Linked DNA regions of Homo sapiens: region 2 is linked to region 1. Evidence: chromatin loops called from intact Hi-C (ENCODE). Cell type or tissue: PC-3. All regions are shown on one strand. Each heading gives the region's core, and the rest is flanking DNA. Links, peaks and the distances in the headings are about the cores only.

Region 1 (8,846 bases), core at 3,146-5,645:
GAACACAAATGCTGAGGAAAGGCAAATTCTGTCTGGCTTTAAGTGGGTACACTCTTCTGCCCTTGGACATCAGAACTCCACTTTGGATTCCAGGATTTACACCAGTGATTTCCTGGGTTTTCAGGTCTTGGGCCTGGACAGTTACACTATTGGCCTCCCTGATTCTGAGGCTTTTAGACTTGAACTGAGCCAGGCTACCTCCGTCCCCATGTCTCCAGTTTGCTGGTGGCTAGTTGTGGGACTTCTTAGCTTCCATACTTTCTTAAGCCAATTCCCCTAACACATCACCTCTTAGGTATCTATATCTGCTTATGTATATGTACATATCCTACTGATTCTGTCTCTGGAGAACCCTGCCTAATGCAGAGGTGAAGAGGAAAAGAAGAGAAAGGAAAATCTTGAGGTCTTATAAGGCAAAGTAGAAAAAACTATGTTAGAGGACTCACAAACCCTCCTGTGTTAGGCAGGATAATGGCTCCCCAAAGATGTCCACATCTTAATACCTGGAAACTGTGACTGTGTTACCCTGCACAGCAAATGAGAAGTAAGGTAGCCAACGGAATTAGAGTTGCTAGCCAGCTGACTTTAAAATACGAAGATTTTCCTGAATTTTCCAGGTGGGCCCAGTGTAATCACAAGTGTCCTTAAATGTGTAAAAGGGAGAAAGAAGAGTCAGTGTCAGAGTGATGTAATGGAGGAAAACTCAATTGGTCATTGCTAACTTTAAGAGGGAAGGATGCCATGAGCCAAGGAATGCAGGAAACCTCTAGAAACTGGAAAAGGCAAGAAAATGCCTTTCTTCTGAGCCCCCGGACCCTCTCAACACTTCAGAGTTATGCTTTTATGAGCTTTGTAAATGGGCTTCTGCATAAGGGTTAGATTGACAATAGCCTGTTAGTCATCAGCAATTCCCATGGAAATGGAAACCAACGGTTGAGGGTCGGGGAAGGGAAGATTCAGAACATGGCATCAAAAAAGGGCAGATTGGTTTGCAGAATAGGGTGGTGAGAAGCACGGGGCACTGGGAAAGTGAAGCGCACATGAAGAGGCTATGAGATGGTGCTCAATAATGAGTACCTACAAAGCAAGGTTACAGGGGTGGCCTTAAATACCTCTAGCAAAATCTTAAACACATATAATATATAATTTTCTAAACTTTCCAATTTTTCTGTGATCACTACGTGCTGCTTTTGTAGTCTGTTTGAAATAAAGTAGTTTTACAGAGCAGTGGCAAATCTAGTTTTATGCCAAGCAGACTAATTAGACAACAGCTTTGGTTTGGGGGGCAGGTGCCAGGTGCTCTGAAATGTTCAACTTCATGTTTCTCCCAATTCCAAGTCTCAGTCTGTTTTGAGATCCTGATAGCAGTAAAATGATTCTTACTTATCCTGACTGGACAGATGGTAGTGAAGGTGCTATGTAAGAAACCAAATATTATTGTTCCTGGGACTAAGATTTTACCATCAACTTAATATGCATTTTCTGAGTAACTACAAGGTACCAGACATCGTATTGGGTCTTGAGAACAGAGTGGAGAACACACAGAAGCAACCTCTATCTTCCTGGCACTATGTACAGATCAGGCATCTAATGCTAACTTACATCAAATTCACAACTAATTGATTAAAGCTGTTATGTCTATTATGATGTAGGTATACCGGGTGTTTATTTAAGAGCTTATTGTAGGAAAAGGGCCTAATCTAATTTAGATGTTTAAGAAATGACTTCTCCAAACAAATGACTAGTTAATTCATTTTCTTCTACTCTTTCTTCACATTGGTCATTACCTACTACCAAGTAACTGACAGCCATAGTAGATTCCCTGTCTATATTGTTCACCACTTGGTATCTCTCGTGTCAAACACAGAGTCTGGTATATCATAAGAATGAATGAAGTATTAGTTAAATAAGTGCGTAAAAGTACAACTATCTAAAGTCATCCTGCTGACATGGAAGATGGAAACAGTTCACAGCTGAGAAATGATTCTTTTTTTTTCTTTTTTTGAGATGGAGTTTCACTCTTGTTGCCCAGGCTGGAGTGCAATGGCACGATCTCGGCTCACGGCAACCTCTGCCTCCCAAGTTCAAGCGATTCTCCTGCCTCAGCCTCCCGAGTAGCTGGGATTACAGGCATGTGTCACCACGCCTGGCTAATTTTGTATTTTTTAATAGAGACGGGGTTTCTCCATGTTGGTTAGGCTGGTCTCGGTCTCCCAACCTCAGGTGATCTGCCCGCCTTGGCCTCCCAAAGTGCTGGGATTACAGGCATGAGCCACTGCACCTGGCAGGAGAAATGATTCTTAAGCTGGAGAACACTTCACAGAGTTAACTATTGGGAAATGTTTGTGTGTTTATGTATGAATTGTTTATGGAAAACATTTCAAGAGGTTTCTTTCAGTGGAAATTTATTTCAGTTCCCTCTTGACCTGGCAGCTTCAGAAGAAGAAGTGAGATTTTCCTGTAACAGTATGAAGAATAACTGGTTGGGAAACAAGACACAAACTGAGAAAAATTCCATGGTATGTTCGTAACATAGATGTATGGATCCTGCCTTATATTCCAATCTTCGGGGAGAAAATAATCAAGGAAAAAGCTTTTATTTTCTTCTTGGAAGATTAAATTGGAGATAAAGTTTTTCCCTTTTTTCCCCCAGGGTATGAATAGTTATGTTCTTGGTCTAACAGAGTTTTGAGTACCTGGCCCAAGGCCTGGCACATAATAGCCATTCAGTGGTAGAGTGAAACCAATGAAGCAGAAATGCTTGGGGAGATTGACTTTTCTAATCAGAGGAGAAGAAGATCTTACCTCCAAGGGTAAACAGGCAGGCTAAGGGCTTTAGCAGCACTCATTAAAAAGCAGGCTAAGGAAGGACTACACCTACTAGAAAAAAAAAAGAAATTTCTATTAGTTTGAGGTTTCAAATCCCCCCAAACCAAGACCAGTATCATGGTAAAGGCTAGGTTGGGGCCCTGGACAGAGTATGAGAATGTGCAGGTGGCATCCCTGAGGATTCAGAGCTTCAGTGGACCATGAGTGTTCCAGCTGCATAACTCACTGAATTGTCTTGCCAGTTTCTACACTGGCTTGACTGGGCATAATTCAAAAAGGAAAAGCTCATATTCATTCCATTCTTCTGGAGCTCTGTGATAGCATTTAATAACACCCGAATGGGAAGTCTTCCACATATAGTTACGATATTTCTTCATGTAATTGGTAAAAGATACAGGGTCTAATTGTTCTGTAACACTCATACCCATTTTATCTAGATGTTCAGTGGATCTATAAATCTCCCCCTGGTATTCATCATAGTAACTATAGCAAAACCTTCAGGTCATTAAAAAATGCCTTATAGTTTAGGCAGTAGAAGGAAGGCTGGCATCAAAATATTTTGATCAAAAAAGATGACAATGTAAAGGTTCAGTTGCAGCAGACAGTTTTTGGAAAGTAACTGGTAAAGCATTTACCATATCCTGAATTTGCACTCTGCAAACTTGTGCACATATATTCCACTTTCAGAATAGTTTTGCAAATTGTACACAAACAAACAAAAAAGGTGGAAGATTTTTAATAAAGAAATTGCATTTATAGATGATCTGTATTAGAATATAATAGATTTCCAGTTATAGTCAATTACTACCCGTGTTGTACAACAGATGCCTTCTATTTTAGTTGCTAATAAAGGGCTACACAACTCAGAAAAAAAAAAGCAGGCTAAGAGAAATTAAAACTTAAACTGGAAGAAATTGTTAGGTAATCATAAATTGTTATTAAGTAAATATTGTTACTAGGTAATTGATACCAGGTTATAACAACTGATGGAAAGTATGAGGTGGACCAAGTGCTTATCATTTTACATTTTTAAAATATCCTTTCTTTATATGAAATTTTCTAACATAAATAATTATATATACATATATTTGCATGTGCATGTTTATATATGTATGTATAAAATATAGTCACAGATTTTTCAAGATTTAACTCAATTAACTTATTACAAATTCACTGTAGAAAAGCAGTAGTTTCCAATTTGAGTATTTTATAACTATGCAAAATTTTAGAAAATCAATTGACATCAAATTTACAGTTTCTTATTTTCCAAATAAGGTCACTAAAACAATAGAAATATTATATATTTCATCATCCACTTCTAAAATGAAAAGATATATTAGTTAATCCAAATACAAAAAAACCCACTGTTAAAATAAAGGCTAATCGTTTAAAGTAGCACAATGTCTCATCATGAAACTCGACTATGTTTTCTTTGTGTTCCTTGTTTTCCCTTGGTTTTGCCAATGCTAACTTGTGGACCAGCCTTTGGGGCTTTGGGAGTCACAGCTCTGGAGTCCATTCTAGAAAAGAAACAGGCTGCTGAAGTAGCAACATTCTATTTATTTAGCAGATTTATCATCCTTGAAACCCACAGAGGGCAAAAAGGCACATCATACTAATGTAACTCATGTGTTGTGGTATGACAACATCATGTGTACACAAAGGATTTATGTGAGATAGGAAAAACAGTTTTCTTGCTTTCAGATAAGTAATGGCATAAATTAACAACAGGTCTACTGTGAAGACTTAAAATGTGAATACAGAATGGTTTTGTTAAAAGGTGCTGGAGAATAAACTAAAGGATTTTTAGGGTTGCCCAAATCTGATGTTACAGCACTGCTGATTCTTGGAATCTTAAAATTTTTCTTATACAGATATAATCTTGTTGAGCTTAACACAAGCTAATTGATACTTTCTAAAGATTTTGCTATCTACAGCGGAAATGGCAACTAGCCAAATGCCAACAAAACTCACTTTTTAAATTTTTTATTTGCAAAAAATATGATGCAATATTTGCTAAGGGTTTCATTTTGTTTTGCCAAAGGCTGTTTAAATCTCTGATGCTTCCCAGCCTTCTTTACAGGAAGGGAGCTTAATAAATGTTCAACATGTAGTGAAGCTGCTCTCTATTCTATACTTCTCTGTTGTTTTGTTTTGTTTTGTTTTTTCTTTTGTTTTTTGAGACAGACTCTCTCTCTGTCGCCAGGCTGGAGTGCAGTGGCACGATCTTGGCTCACTGCAACCTCCACCTCTTGGGTTCAAGCGATTCTCCTGCCTCAGTCTCCTGAGTAGCTGGTACTACAGGCACGTGCCACCATGCCCAGCTAATTTTTTTTGTATTTTTAGTAGAGACAAGGTTTCACCATGTTGGCCAGGCTGGTCTCAATCTGTTGACCTTGTGATCTGCCTGCCTCAGCCTCCCAAAGTGCTGGGATTACAGACGTGAGCCACCACACCCGGCCTACTTTAGACTTCTTTTATTGCACTCTAGTTTGAATCTCCAAATTCTAGTCAATAATACTGATGTTCGCCTATATCATATCAACCTTCAAAAAACATTTATTCCTAGAAACTCATCACGTTTTTGTTACTTTCCTTTTTGAAGTCAGTTAACCTGTCATTACCAGAAAAATCACTGCTAAGTGCTTATTGATAATCCCTAACAATGAGACTCCATTTGTGACTTTATTGTGTTGGATGTTCTTCAGATTACCCACCTGCTTTATATTTTAATGTGAGCTATCTGGGCTGATAGAAACCAATCTAAAGGCGAACAAGTAATTTCACTGAATCTGAAATCATTTTAATTACCTGAAACTAACTGGCAGCTCTGAGAGAAATGAATAAAAAAGATTATTATGATAAATACTAAACAAAACCCCAAAATTGTATTTTAAATAATTTTTTATTATTTTCTTCAGCGAATTACAAGGTTCGCTGTTCACTCTATTTCCATTGGCAAAATTTGATAACATAAATAAGATAAAGGAGGCCAAAATACCGAACGGTCATTGCTCATTAAATTACAAGATAAATCAATTTTTATAAAGAGTTTTCATCTCAGTCTAAATAAAACTATGTTCAGGTTGATTAAAAATTCCATCACCATTCACAGGCCTTTTAGCATTTTAGCTTCTACTGTGTGTGCTAGGCACTGTGCTAAGTGGTAGAAATACAATAGTGAACAGGTCAGATTTATTCAAGGAAGAAATATGGTGAAGGTGAAAGAAAGAGTAGGAAATTATTAATTAGCATGAAAAGTGTTACAATAAAAGTAACTAGAATGGTATGGAATCCCTTAGAAGGCACACTTGATCAGCTGAGGTAGAAGAGAATCAGAGAAGGCTTTCAAGAAGAACTGTTATCCAGTCTGACACCTGGAGGTTAAGTAGGAGTGAGAGAGGCAAAGAAAGGGAAACAGGAGAAAGGACGATACAGGCAAAAGGCAAAGGCTGGAGGTGAGAGAGAGCATTGCAGTTTGAGTACCTTTGGTAGTTTAGGGTGGCTAGGGCTTAGAATGAAAAAGAGAGTAACAGAGATGAGGCTGAAGACACAAGCAGAAATCTTTGAAGATTTTATATGTAGGGTGACAATATAAGTTATCATCTGAACCAAGACCCTTTTGAGAGTTAAGGGGGTGCTAGCAGAAGATCCTGGAGCTAAAATCGTAAACTTAATTGTCTCAGGCAAATCGAGATACATGCCACTTTATGAATAAGTTTAACTTGATTTTTATATAAATGAGAACTATTAGGGGGTTTTAATAATGAGAATGAATGATGTGATCAAAGTTGTGCTTTACCAAGATCACCTGACTGCATTGCAGAAAATGGATTGAAGGGAGGAGAACTTGAGGCTGGAGGCAACTTAGGAGAGTCTTGCAAAAGTCTGATAATTATACCAAGAGGATACAGCACAGGGGAATTTGAGAGACTCTTTAGAAGTTATTACTGGCATAACTAATTGGACATGGAGAACTAAGGGGGAGGAAAAATCAAAGATGTCATTTCAGATTTCTGACATTGACAACCAGGAAAATGGTAGTACCATGCACTGCGATGGGGCAGGAAAACATTTGCTTTAGAACATGTTGGGCTTGAGGACCCTCAAGAACAGCCAGATAGAACTATCAGGCAAAAGTGCTGTATTATGTGTTTGGAACCCAGAAGAGAGAGAGAGAGAAATTAGGGACAGATGTTTTAGCGGTTTCAAAAGATTTTTGAAAATTGAAACCATGGGACTGGATCAGATTGCTTGCAGAAAATGTGAAGAGTAAGGAAAGAAGAGAGGTCAGGACCAAATTGTGAGGAATACTAACCTTTAACGGATAAAGAGGAGACTAAAAAGAGAGCCATAAACAAGACTGTGAATGACTTGAGAGATAGAAACAAACCAAGTAGGATGCCTCAGATACCAGAGGAAGGGTGTTACAGGAAAGCATCAAAAGCTGCAGGAGGCATTAATATGAGGTGACTGCCTCTAGTGATCTTGTAAGAGCAAATGTAATGACATTAATGCAGAAGCCAGAATGCAATTTCCAAAACATGTGTGTCTTGTCTCATTCTGTTTCCCCTTTCTGTAACTCTTTTGACACTTTAACATTTTACTTCACTCAGTCCTTTTGGTCCTTCAAGGTAATTAGACCACATTGCTCCCTTATTGTTTTGTGCTTATCTTCATTGTATCCCCGTATTGTAGGTTTGTTGAAATAATAATTTGTTAGTTTTCCCAATAGGCAGTGGGCCTCAGAAGACAAAAAATATTCATGATTATATCCCCAAGTCTTAGCATAGGACTTGCCATAGATGTGAGCTATTTAGTAAATGTTTATTGAATTAATCCAAAAGGAGGCAACTATTCCTGAAGGTCTATAATTCAATGTGAAGTGGTAGTTCAGAAAGAAATCGCTCTAACATAAAAAAACAAGTAAAAACAAATTTTATTATAACTACACCCATTTAACTATATCTACCAACTAACTCTTCTACATTTAGTTCTTGTATTTGCTTTCCAGCTCTTTGAGTTTATTTGTAATAAGAGAGCTATTTCATTAAATCTGTATATTCAGAATTATAAGTGAAAAAGGCTCGCAATTTCAAATTTACTCACTATTTATTTCCTGGGTATCTGTTAGTACAGGGTAAGTTTTGTTGAGATGTAATATTGTTTTATTGCACTTAAAGAGATCTACTAAATGCTTATCTTTCAAAAGTTGTAATAATTAGATTTTTTCAATTTTCATGCATCATAGACAAAAGTATGATGTCATATTTATCAAAAAAGGCAATGAAATGTCATTGAGATATTTATAGGGCAATCAGTTACCTGTCAACAAAGTATAATTCAAATCTCATTTTGACTTTTGTCTGTGAAACTATTATGACTAAATAGAGAATTAAATATATTTTGTCTATGTGCTTTTTTGTAAGTTAAATCAAAGGTAGAAGGAAAAGAGCAAGAAGAAAAAAGTCTTACAATTTAAGTCCGAATCCTATTCACCTCCAATAAAAGTAATTTTTCAACCACATTAGAAGAATAAAAAGATGTATTTTTAAAAATTTAAATACAAGGATATTAGCAAAAGTCATCTAACTTTAAAATAATAATTTAGATGCCAATCACATGGATGTAAACTAATAAAGTAAATAAACAAATTACTGAGAAGTGGAGATTCTTCCATCCAATCCTCTTTCCTCCTTTCTTCTTTCCTTCCACAGGATTTACTGTATGAAGAAGTGAAATAAAATAGCTGAGTTAGTTTTGGGCAATGTTTCCACTCTTCCGGGAAGAATGAAGTACATATGCAAGTATGAACTACAAAATATTTATTGTGTAATTCACATAAGTTATATGTACCTTAAGGACAGTTTTTTTTGCTGATTTTTTGCACGAGGGAGCCCCACATTCTCATCCTGTGCCCGGCCCCACAAACTATGACCTACAGGAAGAGTATGGTGTCCTGAAAGTGAAGAAAGTGCTTTCCAGATGGGGGAAAAGGTCTGTCAACTGTGTCAAAT
Region 2 (6,243 bases), core at 3,682-6,181, 150 kb before region 1:
AGGAAGCAAAAATGCAGTTCATTTTAGAAGTTTTTAATAAAAATATGAAAAAAAATGCATGAGTGTATACTTGTGCTGGCAGGGTAAAGTGAGGGATATGGTACCTAAACATAAACAACATAGCATAGAGAGGGAAAAGAATCAGGTGTGTTTTGCATACTGACTGGTTATGGCTGCCCGGGACTATTGGGTCCATATGTGAAGATACCCCACAGGAACACAAAGATATACCCCTGGAACCTGGAGCTCAGGACACGCAGTTCAGCCAGAGACTTAGGCTCAAGTTTCAATCCTGGCTCTGCTACTTAATGAAATATTTGCTCTTGGCAGGTTCCTAATCTTTACTCAGTTTCTCACTCTGCAAAATAGAGCCTCACTGGGGTAAAATCATGTATATAGAATTTCTTACCCGCTGAAGTTCAGGGAAAGAAAGTGCCTTTTCTCTTCCCCCTTTAAGCCATGCTCAGCTTGTGAGGCCCGCTCCTCATCGGTTTATTTCTTCTTCCCTCTTACCTCAAGCACCCAGCGCATATATTAGCCCTGCGCGGTGACTCTGTGTCTCAGGACAAGTTCGTATGTCTGGGCTCCAGTTCTTCTGAATATGAAAGTGGAAGGAAATCATCTCTAAGGGCTCTTTCAAGCTACTGTTTTATGATTTCATATCCTGCTTTTTTACTCTAAAATCTAGCAAACTAAGGGGAATGTTAAAACTTCATTTCTGTGTTAAATCGATGGCTCCAGCGACATCTTGGTTCAAATGTAGAATTCATTTTACTGTACACAAGTGAAATAAATAAAGTTATATTTTAAAGTGCTTTAAGCTGTATTTAACAAGAGAGCCATATTTATCTTTGTGTTTTCTTTTTTTTTTTTGATTTACAGCAAGATTCCAATAGCAGATACAGTGCACTGAATGTCCAACATCAGATGTTGAAAGTGAGTAATCTAAAGTTGTTATTTATGAATAAAAGAAAGGATTAACTAATACTTGAACTGACTAATGGCCTTTAAAGTGATTAAAGAAAGTTTACAGAAGTTGATTTGTATTGTAATATGGCATTTTAAAATCTTATTTGGCTAAAAATTATATATAGTTGTAATGGCTTGTCGTATTTATCACTCGATTACATAGAACATTTTAATTATTACACATTTTCTTGCAAATCAGGCTCTCGGTTACCTCATTTTTAATTTTCTTCTTCTCTCTATCCATTAGGGTTTTATGTTCATTTACTTTCTCACAGTGGTTTTCCTTAGACATTTTCTTTTATCTTACACAGATTGGAGGCTGTAGAACTATTAAAATGCTTCCTTCTTGTTACTAATATTTAATAAATGTCCTTTTACTTACCACAGGAACACAAATTATTATTTAAAGATTCTGCTTCCTTGGTCCTTGAGTAAAACTCATTATTCTGTGTCAGGAAGAGGATCATTGTTTCTGTCAAGCTGGAAGAGACGGGCAGCATGCAGTTATGCCCTTCTCGCAGGATGCAGATCATGCCGGCATCTCCACCCCACCGTGCCTCCCCCTCGCTTTCTGTTTGCTATTGTCTTTCCCTCTGATATCAGTAGGGCATGCACTTTTTATTGAAACCGGAATCTTTTCTTATTATCAAGAGAGCAGTAAATGAATTAAAGCAAACCATGCTTTCACATTAAGCACTTGGAGACTGTAGTGTTTATCTAGATCATGATTACATTGTAGGATTATAATCGGAAATAAGGTAAATAAAAGTCAATTCTCTAAACAGTTGATTACTATTCCCAAAGGGAAAAGTCTCATTTACTCTCTCTCTTTTAAACTGAGTTACCAGAAAGGCTGAAATACCAAAGAAGGAAAATTAAATGCATTGCTGGGAAAACATCAGATCGAAAGAGGAAATCCATAATACCCAGGGAGGGATAATTTTGCCATTAGCTTTACCTTGTTTCCACAGTAATATGTGTCCCTGGGAATTTTCCCACATTTTTTCCCTTTCCATCTCTCATGCTAACTTCTTAAAAATTAAGGGGAAAATTATTTTTGGCTGTGATCCCAACTGTTCATTTGAAATCCAGGGGAAATGGAGGGAAGCTGCACAAATTAAAGCAACTTGAGAAAAACAAAGCCTATTTCTTCATGTGTTTGTGCTTGCTTGCTTTCATTTGTTTTTGTTTACTGTGCTGTCAAGAAATAGACTCTCATATAATTCAGAGAATGTATATTTCTACTCAAGTTTTCATCTTTGCAGAGCCAACACGAGGAGCTAAAGAAACAGCACAGTGACTTGGAAGAGGAACATCGCAAACAAGGGGAAGACTTCAGTAGAACATTTAATGACCATAAGCAAAAATACTTGCAGCTCCAGCAAGAAAAAGAACAAGAACTTTCTAAGCTAAAAGGTATTTGGAAATCTGATTAGCCAGTTTATCTCTAAATAAGTACTGATATTAATGTTTCAGTGCAACTGTAGACTGTTGTTTTGAGTGGTGATCGATTTACATTTATCATGTGGTCCTTTACCAGTCACTTTTTCTTTGTAATGTTTCACATGTATCTTCATCTATTTGGGTTGGTTTAGGGAAGCAGAATAGAATATGTCGTGTGTTCTGTTGTATCGTAGTGTATTCTCTTGTATCTCAGTGGGGCACATGGCCCTGTTGGGCAAGACGATTCTTCTCTTAACTGGGTTGCGAGACAGATAGCATCTCTGATCCTTACCTACTAAATGCTATAATGCTTCTCAGTTATTGCCACAATCAAAAATTGCTCCATATATTTCTAAAAATCTCCAAGGGAGCAGAGACTTGCTGTTGATCGCCAGTAGTAACTGAAAAAAGCTCAAGTTCTATAGTCAGACTGCCCAGGTGAATCTTGGCTTCTTCACTAGCTATGTGACCATGGGTAAGTTGTGTGACAACTGTGGGCTTCATTGTCTTATCTGTGAAATTGAGATAATCATAAAAATATCAACCTTGTAGAATTGGTGTGAGAAATAATTTACATAAAGCATGTAGAGTAGTTGCTCATAAATTTGCTACCCATCAACATCTGTGTCAGGTATTTTCATAGTAATATGAAACAAAATATGTCACTTTTCTGAGTGCATGTGAGTCCTGGAGAAAGAAACCAGTGCATTCTGCAATCAAATATTTAGGTGAACTCCAGATTAATCACAAGACACACGTCTTCCCCATTTCAACCGGGGACGGTGGCTCACGCCTGTAATCCTAGCACTTTGGGAGGCCAAGGTGGGTGGATCACTTGAGGTCAGGAGTTCGAGACCAGCCTGGCCAAAATGGCGAAACCCCATCTCTACTAAAAATACAAAAATTAGCCGGGCATCGTGGCACATGCCTGTAATCTCAGCCATTCGGGAGGCCAAGGCAAGAGACTCGCTTGAACCCGGGAGACGGAGGTTCTTACAGTGAGCCAAGATCGCACTAAAATTAAATGCATTGCTGGGGCACTGCATTGCTGGGGCATTGCACTGCACTCCAGCCTGGGTGACAGAGAGAGACTCTGTCAAAAAAAAAAAATAGGTGCTAAATAAGTTTAAAGTGAGATAATTGGTTTTAAGAGGCATATGGTGCATGCAAAAACAGTGGTCAAGCCCAAATCAAGTTTGTAGTCTAGTTCACTGTACTGACCCCAACAGTTTCCTGGTTTTGGTAATGTACTGTATTTGTATAAGATGTCATCATGATGGGAAGCTGGGTGTTGTGTCCTTAGGACCACTCTATATGTTTTTTGCAACATTTCTCTATAATATAGCATTTCAAAAAAAGTAAGTTACAACAAAAAGTCATGCAGGAGTTAAATAGTCTTGAGGCAGTACTACAAAGGGTTAAGGGTCTATACTTTCTGATTATTTTATTTTTATATATTTTTAAAATTTTAAATTATTTTTAAAAATTTGACTGAAATGCTGAAGCTTTGTTTTTAATTTGTGAAGAGACTCAAATCTGAGTACACCTACGCATTATATTTTATTCCTAAGGGTATGCTTATTGACATTAACATCTCATTTTTAATTCCTAGGTAACAAAAATTCCTTATCTTTTGTCTGTCATGCAAAAGTTGTTTAAAAGCATTTAAAGTACTGAACCAGAGTGGATTGAGATGTCCAGCTAAAACCATGCTACATCCCAATACAATATCATTTTTGTTGATTTTGAATATTATATTGTCTGAGTTCAAAATAAATTCTAAAATAAGTTATAGGTGGCTTTAGATATGAAAATAATAGAAACAGAATCCTGAAAGTTTCAAGGCTTTATGTGTGATCCTTCTTTTTCTAAAATAGAGACTGTATACAATTTGAGAGAAGAGAATAGACAACTAAGGAAAGCACACCAAGACATACATACACAGCTTCAAGATGTCAAGGTAAAAGAAAACCAAACGTTTCACTATTTAGTGTTTGCCTGCTTTATTTGGTAGAATGACTTTAAAAAGTCATTCCCTAATTGGCCTGCTTTACAAATCCACGTTGTTATTGTGGGCTTTGCATTAACTAGAGTGTACCTAATATTTTTACCACTTCAGCATTGTAAGCTAAAAGATGGTCTGAAAATCTGAATATTCTCATTAGTACTGAAATTATTCTCATGCTAGTTACATATTAATAAGCTTTTTATTTATAAAAGTTTACTAATAATGAGAAATTTGTTTCTTTGGTTTTGATTTCATTGTAAATAAATGATTATGATATTTGGGTAGCACGTTTTAGATTTTGGAATACTACATAAAGCGTAGTGTTCTCTCTACGATGATTTTTAAACTTAACACATGCTGCTACAACAACAAATAAACAAGCAAGTAACATTTGGGTAGCCATATCACGATCAGCCAAAGAAGAATTTGTCGTAGAATGTTAAAGCTCAACATGTAAAATTCTTTTTTGTGTAGCAACAGCATAAGAATTTACTCTCCGAGCATGAACAACTTGTAGTGACTTTGGAAGACCACAAGAGTGCACTAGCTGCTGCACAGGTTAGAAGGGTAGCAGCCTCTGTGGGTTCTTTTACAAGTCTGCTTAACATTTCTCAATTCCTTTATGCATGTAGTCTCTTACAAGCCAATCTTCAGTGAGTTCCTTAGGACAGAGCTATCCTAATCCTGAGGATCATGCATGCTTTCAAAATTCAATCAGTAAGATATTAAACTTTTGATTATTTTTTGCACTGGTTGTGCGGTACATAAATGATCATTTCTTTCCACTCTCGTCCCTACATGCAGTAGTCTAATACTTGTTTAAATCACAGAAATGATCTCACATATATAGTCTTTTGCAACTATCTGATCTGTGTTGACTCTTGGTGTAGTATCTGTAGGATTTTATGCTGCTAGCTACCTAAAACTATTGTCAGACTTTTTCTTCTGTGTCTGCCTTGCTCCCAGAATTCCAGCCTACACACCCTCCTTTTGGAACGAGGCTTATGTGTTGTTGGTCAAATTACAGAAAAGTAGAAGAGTCAACAGAGAAGGAAAAACAAGAGTCATAAGCTCCATTTGTTCAAACCTAGAACAGCTCCTGGCACAAGGCAGGCCCTCAGTATATATTTACTGAATGAACAGGGGAACAAATACAAGTGTTGGAGAGCTTATTAAAGCGATTTCATGCTAAGTGTTATGCAGATTTCTAGCAGAAGGAAGGAAACAGGAATGGCTAGTTTAGTTGCTGTTGTAAACTAGATCTTCACTTTTATTCTTACTGGAGGAATTATGATAAAAGAACAAAGGTAAACGATCTATGCTCATCAGGAAACCCATGTTGGTTTTCTTTTCTTTATAAAATTATTAAAAGGTATAATTTTCTGTCCCTGACCCATCTCAGAGGCTGTAGCATCTGTGTTTGTGAGATTCCTTTTCTAAACAGTCATTGATTAGGTGTCTCCTCCTAAGCTGTAGCTGTGTAGTGATTTTTTACATGTGTATAAATGAAATTGACGTCAGGGATCATTTCATTTCACGTCTTCTTTATAAAAATTTTTGTCAAGTATTATTTTATATGAGGCTGTTCTTCATACTATAAATGTGACAAACTGATTTGAGTGCTCTGTGTGCTGTAACGGCCATAAATGTAAGACTGAGCAACAATTTGAAAATCCATAGAAAGATAAGTAAAATCATTTATTTGATGACCAAAACCAAATTCTGGAGTAGAACTCTGACAGTATTACTCACAGGGTTTTATAATAGAAAAAAAAATTTTGGCCGGGCACCGTGGCTCATGCCTGTAATCCCAGCACTTTGGG

The links. Hi-C counts contacts between places; a loop is a spot of excess contacts. Peaks named below come from ENCODE experiments on the same cell type or tissue, not always from the same donor. Only the 100,000 strongest peaks of a DNase experiment are listed, where the experiment ranks them.
Region 2: it touches region 1 in a loop (8-fold over the local background); 3 of 110 quality-filtered maps call a loop at or near these places.

Annotation. Positions count from the first base shown.
Region 1 is chr3:167,882,894-167,891,739 of GRCh38, reverse strand. It overlaps the pseudogene MEMO1P3. Among named protein-coding and RNA genes, the nearest start is that of SERPINI1, 150 kb to the right of the region's middle. In PC-3, for the core only: no CTCF peak of the experiment used is centred there; DNase peaks (open chromatin) are centred at 4,409 and 4,799; H3K4me3 peaks cover 282 bases; H3K27ac peaks cover 860 bases.
Region 2 is chr3:168,039,521-168,045,763 of GRCh38, reverse strand. It overlaps GOLIM4 (golgi integral membrane protein 4), which reads left to right. Exons shown (of 16, transcript NM_014498.5): 4 at 883-936; 5 at 2,235-2,385; 6 at 4,290-4,372; 7 at 4,895-4,978. Among named protein-coding and RNA genes, the nearest start is that of GOLIM4, 53 kb to the left of the region's middle. In PC-3, for the core only: CTCF peaks have their summits at 4,747 and 4,948; a DNase peak (open chromatin) is centred at 4,963.